2 separate regions of the Homo sapiens genome follow, and region 1 is linked to region 2. The links are chromatin contacts, found by Hi-C or POLR2A ChIA-PET in ENCODE. All regions are on one chromosome and are shown on one strand. The core of a region is the stretch at or near the end of the contact, and the rest is flanking DNA. Distances in the headings are between cores, read along the strand shown. Region 1 overlaps MAP4K3-DT (MAP4K3 divergent transcript). Region 2 holds the start of SLC8A1-AS1 (SLC8A1 antisense RNA 1).

Region 1 (4,029 bases), core at 560-3,059, 400 kb after region 2:
GCCTTGGGTTATCACTGTGGCTCAGGCGTCAATCAAATTGACCTTTTCAAATTGCACCAACACATCTCGCATTCACAGAAATGGTCTGCTGTGACCTTCACAACAATTGTTCCTAACCACTTTAGGAAGTTCTGGGGGAAGGAAGTAAGTAGGTAGGGCGGAGATGGCTGTATACATACCAGGGTCAGGAACACCTGTAGAGTACGAAAGCAACAGGAAGTCTGCCCAAGAGTCCCAACTTTCCTCCATGAAAAAGCGCTCTGTCAGATTCAGGCATTATGTTTCCATATAAAAGTATAACCCGGGTCTGGGAAATTTATAAATCATTACTTTTAAACTTTACAGAATCTGATAGCACGGGACTGTCAGGGAGCCAGGAATCTGCATTTTTATCAAGCCCACCGGCTGCTACTAGTACAGGTGGTCTGTGGCTCAGACTTTGGAACACTGTGCTATAAGGAATTGTGAGTCATTGTCAGGTTAGCATGGAGGAACTGGTAACACAGATGAACATTGCACCTGGATGCCAGGCCAGGCTTTGGCAGTCTGTATGACCGACCCTGGGTAAGACAATTTAATTCTCTGAGACTAAAGGCCTCAGGACTAGACAGAAGACCTTCAAAAATTTAGAAATAGCTTCTAAATTACGGCCCAAAGGCCTACAGATTTGGAGCACTGGTCCAAACAGAAGGACCAGGGTTCTGCAGGCATGCCCTGAACACTCACTGAAGTTCTTCGTTGCAGAAAACTCCAGCAGCCAAGGTGGAACCTCTTGCCCAGGGCTGCAGTCCTAGAACTCTGTGGTCATGGGATGCAAGAACTGCATCTTTGCTCTCAGCCATTTCCAAGTAGGAGAAAGGGAAAGGAAGAAGATTCTATTTATGTAGTGCATTATATGCATTATTTTTTAAATTCTCACTTAACCCTAGTATCATTAGTCTCCTTTTGAAGATGAGAGAATTGAAGATCAAAGATGTGAAATAACTTGCCCCAATTCCCCCAGGTCTCATGGCTATAGAATGCTTGAACTGAAATTTCAGTTCATGTCTTCCAAGATCCAGGTGCCATGTTCTTTCCACAAAACCATTCAGAACTGGAAGTTTTGCTGTGGCCATCCTGAAGGCCTGGCTGTTTGGAAACCCTCCAGATACCCTCACCTCTCCCTGACATCCATCCCACACCTGTTCACCACTCTACTTCAGAATCTCACACACCCTGGGTCTTTCCTCCATCCCTGACCTCCAGCTGATCGCTCAGCTGAACTCATTTCTTATCCCTACAACTTCTTGACTCCCAGTAATTAAAATACATCAGCTGCCACTTCTCCTGGGCTGAGGAGGATGTTTCTGGCCCACAACTACTCCAGCCACTGACTTCAAGATCAAGTCAGCTGGGTCCTGGAAAACTCAGTGTATCCCTAAGGATTTCCATGAATTGAGAATCTCTAAATGAATGCTTAAGAGGCATTTGTGCACTTACTGATTCTAACCCACACATACACAAGCACATACACACAAACAAATATGCACACACAATACACATACACATACACACACAGAGATCTCTTCTCAACTCAGGGCAGAGATATAGAAAACCCTCAGGGAGAAACCAGTGCCCTTCTATTAGGAGATGACACATCAAACTTCAACTTCCTAACAATAGTGATTATTCTGGGATGCTGGGCACCCCCTAGTGGGAGTAATGGAGAGAGAAGACAGACTGTTTTGGTGCTGTTCTCAGTAACCCATTCCACCCACAACTTCCTGCCCCTTCGCTGCCTTCTCTTTCCAGCCCATCTCACTGTTCTTGGAATGATTCATTCTTCCCACGATGATTGGGCCTTTTGCCCCATAAAACCCTCCCTCTCTTTACAGACATAATGGACTAAAACTAAGCAGAAGGCAACTCAGGCAGAACAGCAGGAAAAACTTCCTATGGGGAGAGCGATTAAAATCTGAAATGACCTTACAAGGCAAACTAAGTAAGACCTAACTGCACTGGGCAGAACAATAGAGAATATCTCAGAAAGATATTCTTGGAGATGAAGAGGATGAGGGAAAAGCTATTTCCCTGATTTCATATATTAATGCCCCCATCCAACACTCTCAGACTGATTTCATGACAATATAAATGCCCTGTGCTACATCTAACCCCTTTTAAGACCAAGAGAACACCCAACATTTATACATTTGAAATAAACAGATGAAGCCTGTCCCAGCAGAGTGGCAGCTCATCCATGAACTGGGCACTATGTAGTACTGTGGGACATTCTGAACATTTGTGTACTAATACCCACTCTTTTCAAGGCCACTGCCATAGCTCCCCACGACGGGATGAGTCCTACTATACTGTAAACAATAAAGTGTTTTCTGAGTGTTTACGTTATACCAGGCTCAAGATTCGTAAGCATTTTTAAGACATGCGCACATCTAGTTCAGTCCCTTCTCCAAACAAGGGCCTTAATAAAAGATAGGGAGAGTAACATATTTAAGTGCATGCGCAAAGAATCCTTCTGGGCATATTCACAGTTCTTATTTTAGTTAAGTATTTGATAACTTGTTCACTGGGTAAGGGGCCAGCCAGTCTCATCTTGGGGACCAGTGCCTGTCTCTAGTAGATGTGACAATTATACAGCACCCACCTTCATGCAGAGCTTTGGTTGTTATGATCTTATTCCTTCCTAGATTTGAGTCATCAGCTCATTAGTGCCCATTCAACTTAGCCTTCCTCTGATGAATCCTCTAAAACCTTGCTCATAATTTTACCGATACCAGCACAGGATTTTCTCTGCTATGCCTCCTGCTTCATCTGGAGCCTAGTGACTTGGAGAGTCTAATCTCACAACTGCTTACAATGTTAATCCCTTTCATCTCTTCTTTTAGAACCATGTGGTGATGTTCATCTTTCTGACAACCAAGAACCTTGGAAGAATCTCTCGCCTCAGGCGCTCCTATTTTTGTGCCTAGCTCGGCCGCCTTCCAAATCACCAGAGGCATCATAGAATGCAACTGTCTGTGGAGGGTTGGAGGACGAATTGGACACAAATTCATTGGACGGCTGAAGGAAAAAAGAAAGGTCAAGGATGCTCCAGCTTGGCCAGCCTCGCAGGCCTGACAGCAGAAGCTGGAATTCTTTCTTTTATAACTTGGGCTTGAATTAAAGGCATTTTTTTTTAGTCCAGAGACCTTTGGCCTTCACTCCAAACAGAACACTCAGTGGGGTGGAGCAAGGCTGTCTGTTGGCAGGAAGGGCATGCTGACCTCTGGCCCTAATGCCTTCCCTAACCTGGAAAGACATAAAAGCTGTGGTGAGTTAGCTGAGCCACCTGGAGGGCTCTGTCAGTATGTAGAATGTTCTAAATCATGTAAGGGGCCCTGCCTTTGTAAAGAAGAGTGGTGATGTGTTTATGGGCTCAGAGAAGAAAACATATGGAGAGAAAATGAGAATTAAGAAGAATAAACCTAACTAGTGGCTGCTTTGGGTGTCTAGAAGACAAGTAAAACTCAGAAAAGAGGCCCCAGTTCTGAGAGGCAGAGATAAGGGAACTTCCAGTACATCTGTCTCTATTTTCAGAAGAGATAAAAACCAAATCATAAATCTAAAGATGAAGGTACATTCATCTGGGGAGAGGACTAAACAAGCTGTTATATTTCAAACAGCTATTAGGATTGCAAAAATGAACACTTTTAACTTGCTAGTGGAAGCATTTCTTTCCTGCAAGTCACCTTGGATCAGATTAGACAACAAAGAGAAGATAACAAAAAATTATTTTTTTGTGCAGGCTAAGAAGCATTAATTTAGGCTCTTTGTACTAAGCTAGATTCCCGTCCTGGATGCTTTCCAAGAAAAAGCAAAAAGTGAGCAACCAGAGCAGTTATGGGAAATTCAAGTGTGTGCTTTGTTGGGAAGGATGAGAACGGGGGGTTCCGCTGGCCCAGAGCTGCAAACGAAATCAATGGTCTGCAGCTTGGGAGGTGACCAGAGGACCCAGGCCACTGGATCAGGCGCTCAGAGAGCCAGCATGAGCCT
Region 2 (4,028 bases), core at 497-2,996:
GAAATACAATAATTATCTAGCAACAGATTACAATGAAAAAAACTTACAAAAATCCTGGAAAAATAATTCAAGATAATTAAAGAAGCTCAATGAGATACAAGAGAACACAGGTAAATAATACAAAGAAATCAGAAAAACAGTTTAGGATATGAATGAGAAATTTACCAAAGAGATATCATAAAAAATAATCAAACAGAAATTCTGGAAATGAATAATTCAATGACCTAACAGACATTTATAGAACATTTCATCCAACAGCTGCAGAATACACATTCTTCTTACCAACACATGGAACATTCTCCAGGATAGACCATATGTTAGGCCACAAAACAAGCCTCAACAAATTTTTAAAAATGGAAGTCACATCAAGTATCTTTTCAGACCACAATGGAATAAAGCTAAAAGCAATAACAAGAGAAACTTTGGAAACTGCAAATACATGAAAATTAAACAACATGCTCCAGTATGACCACTGGATCAATGAAGAAATTGAGCAAATCAAAAAATATCTTGAAATACAGTATACCAAGACCTATGGGATATAGATGGAAGTACACAGCACTAAATGCCTACATCAAAAAAGTAGAAAGATTTCAAATATGCCATCTAACAATGCACTTCAAGGAACTAAAAGAGAAAGAAAAACCAAACACACAAGTAGAAGGAAATAAATTTTAAAATTAGAACAGAACTAAACAAAAGAGACCAAAAACAATATAAAAAAATCAATAAAATGAAAAGTTGGTTTTTTGACAAGATAAACAAAATCAATAGCTAGACCAACCAAGGAAAAAACTAGAGAAAACCCAAACAATCAGAAATGAAAAAGGAAACATTACAATTGGTACTACAGAAACAACAAAGATCAGAGACAATTATAAACAACTATATGCCAACAAAGGTGGAAAACCTAGAGGAAATGAACAAATTTTTGGACACATACAACCTACCAAGATTGAATCAGGAATAGAATACCTATACAGAGTAAGGAGCAAAGAGTTTGAATCAGTAGCAAAGTCTCCCAACACAGAAAAGCCCAGGACTAGATGGCTTCACTGCCAAATTCTACCCAACTTGCAAACAACACCAATTCTTCTCAAACTATCTTAAATTGAGAAGGAGGGAATTCTTCCCAACTCATTCTACAAGGCCAGCATTATCCTGATACCAAAACCAGACAAAGACACAACAACAACAAAGAAAACTACAGACCAATATCCCTGATAAGCATAGATACAAAATTCCTCAAAAAAATACTAGCAAACCAAATCCAACAGCACATCAAAAAGATGAAACACCACAATCAGGTAAGATTTATCCCAGGGATGCAAAGATGGTTCAACACGCACAAATCAATAAATGTGATACATCACATCAACAGAATGAAGGACAAAAACCATATGCTCTTCTCAATAGATTTTTAAAAAGCATCTGATAAAATTCAGCATTTCCTCATGATAAAACCTCTCAACAAAGTAGGCACAGAAGAGAACTTACCTCAACATAACAAAGGCTGTATATGACAAACCCACAGTAAACATGATATTGAGTGGGGAAAAGCTGACATTCTTTCCCCTAAGAACTAGAAAGAGTTCCTAGGGGAAAGAGTTTCACTTTCACCACTAGAATTTTACTTAATGTATTAGTGCATTCTCACACTGCTATAAAGAACTGCCTGAGACTGGGTAATTTATAAAGAAAAGAGGTTTAATTGACTCACAGTTCTGCATTGCTGGGGAGGCCTCAGGAAACTTAACAATCATGGCATAAGGAAAAGGAGAAGCACACAACTTTGTAGGGAGGAAGGTCAGAGTGAGCACAAGCAGGGGAAATGCCAGATGCTTATGAAACCATCAGATCTCATGAGAACTCACTATCATGAGAATAGCATGGAGGAAGCTGCCCCCAAGATCCCATTACCTCTACCTGGTCCTGCGCTTGACATGTAGGGATTATGGAGATTACAATTCCAGGTGAGATTTGGGTGGGAACATACAGCCAAACCATATCACATAATATTAGAAGTCCTAGCCAGACCAATCAGGTAAGAGAAATAAAAGGCATTCAAATTGGAACAGAGGAAGTCAAGTTGCTCTCTTTGCAAATAACTTAATCTTATATCTAGAAAAAACTAAAAACTCCATTAAAAACCCTCAATTTGATATATACATTCAGTGAAGTTGCAAGAAACAAAATCAACATGCAAAAATCATAGCATTTCTATACATGATTAGTGACCTAGCTGATGAAGCAATCAAGAAAACAATCCCATTTACAACAGCTATAGAAGTAAAATATAATACCTACGAATCGATTTAACCAAAAAGGTGAAAGACTTCTATAAGGAAAAGTACAAAACACTGATGAAAAAAGTTGAACACAAATAAATGGAAAGACATCCCATGCTCATGCGTCAGAAGAATATTGTTAAAATAACCATACTACCAAAAGCAATCTACAGATCCAATGCAATCCCTATCAAAATACTAATGTCATTTTTCACAGAAATAGAAAAAACAATCCAAAAATTTATATGGAAGCTGAAAAGAGCCAGAATAGCCAAAGCAATCCTGAGTAGAAAGAACAAAGCTGGAGGCATCACACCACCTGACTTCAAAATATGTTACAAGACTCTAGTAACCAAAATTGCATGGTACTAGTATAAAAACAGACACATAGGCCAGTGGAAAGAAACAGAGGCCCCATACATAAATTCACATAGTTACAACAAACTGATTTTTTTTTATAAAGGTGCCAAGAACATATTGGGAAAAGGACACTCTCTTCAATAAATACTGCTGGGAAAACTGAATATCAACATGCAGAAGAATGAAACCCGATCCCTATCTCACCATATGTAAAAATCAAGTGAAGATGGATTAAAGGTAAATGTAAAACCCAAAACTATAAATCTATTAGAAGAAAACATAGTGGGACCAGGTGCAGTGGCTCATGCCTGTAATCCCAGTACTTTGGGAGGCCAAGGCAGGAGGATCACCTGAGTTCAGGAGTTCAAGACCAGCCTGGCCAACATGCCGAAACCATCTCTACTAAAAATTCAAAAAAAAATTAGCCAGGCATGGTGGCATGCATCTGTAATCCCACCTACTCAGGAGGCTGAGGCAAGAGAATAGCTTGAACCCAGTAGGTGGAGGTTGCAGTGAGCGGAGATTCCATCACTGCCCTCCAGCCTGGGCTACAGAGTGAGACTCCAGCTCAAAAAAAAAACAAAAACAAAGCAAGAAAGCAACCAAGGAAGGAAGGAAGGAGGAGAGGAAATAAGGAAGGAAAACATGGTAACATTGGTCTAGGTTAAGATTTTATTATGGCTCAGACCTCAAAAGCACAGGGAACAGAAACAAAATAGACAAGTGGGACTTTATTAAATTGAAAAGCAGCTCAGCACTTTGGGAGGTTGAGGAGGGAGGATCACTTGAACCCAGGAGTTGGAGGCTGCAGTGAACTACATTCATGCGACTGCACTCCAGCCTGGGTAACAGAGCAAGACTGTCTCTAAAAAATAAATAAACTGGAAAACTTCTGCATACACTAGAAATCAATAGAGTGAACAGACATCTGTTGAATGGGAGAAAATATTTGCAAATTATTCATCTGACAAGGGACTTAGTAATCAGTAGACATTAAAGTAAACTCAACAGCAAAACAAATAATCTCATAAAAAAGTGAGTAAATGTCATAGACATTTCTCAAAAGAAGACATACAACAGGTAAATGGGTCAACAGGTATATGAAAAAATACTCAACATCACTAATCATCAGGTAGATGAAATCAAAACCACAATGAAATATCATCTTACCCCAGTTAGAAGTACTATTAGAAACAAGGCAAAAAAAATAGCAGTTGCCGGTGAAGATGTGGAGAAAAGGGAACTCTTAGACACTATTAGTAGGAACGTAAATTAGTACAGCCACTATAAAAAAAAAATGAAGATTTCTCCAAAAAAGTAAAAATGGAACTATCTTATGATCCAGCAATACCACTACTGGCTATTTAGCCAAAGGAAAGG

What was found. Hi-C counts contacts between places; a loop is a spot of excess contacts on that map. ChIA-PET counts read pairs that join two places held with the same protein, here RNA polymerase II (POLR2A). Pooled maps may share reads with other maps.
Region 1: a loop to region 2 is called in a pooled map, with 2.3 times the contacts of the local background. The contact joins the enhancer-like site here to the promoter of SLC8A1-AS1 in region 2. A Hi-C loop is called at or near these places in 1 of 168 maps with a recorded cell type or tissue (A673) and 10 of 50 pooled maps. POLR2A ChIA-PET finds 5 or more read pairs at or near these places in 1 of 52 experiments (OCI-LY7).

Annotation. Positions count from the first base shown.
Region 1 is chr2:39,511,496-39,515,524 of GRCh38, reverse strand. The region is part of intron 3 of MAP4K3-DT (MAP4K3 divergent transcript); the gene reads right to left. Among named protein-coding and RNA genes, the nearest start is that of MAP4K3-DT, 76 kb to the right of the region's middle. RefSeq lists a silencer at 1-199 and an enhancer at 3,123-3,417. Within about 2 kb of position 1,809, at least 22 of the 41 ENCODE cell types and tissues checked have a DNase peak (open chromatin) inside an H3K27ac peak, as active enhancers do; they include A673, where a contact is called at or near this core.
Region 2 is chr2:39,915,352-39,919,379 of GRCh38, reverse strand. It overlaps SLC8A1-AS1 (SLC8A1 antisense RNA 1), which reads right to left and starts at 1,746. Exons shown (of 5, transcript NR_038441.1): 1 at 1,721-1,746.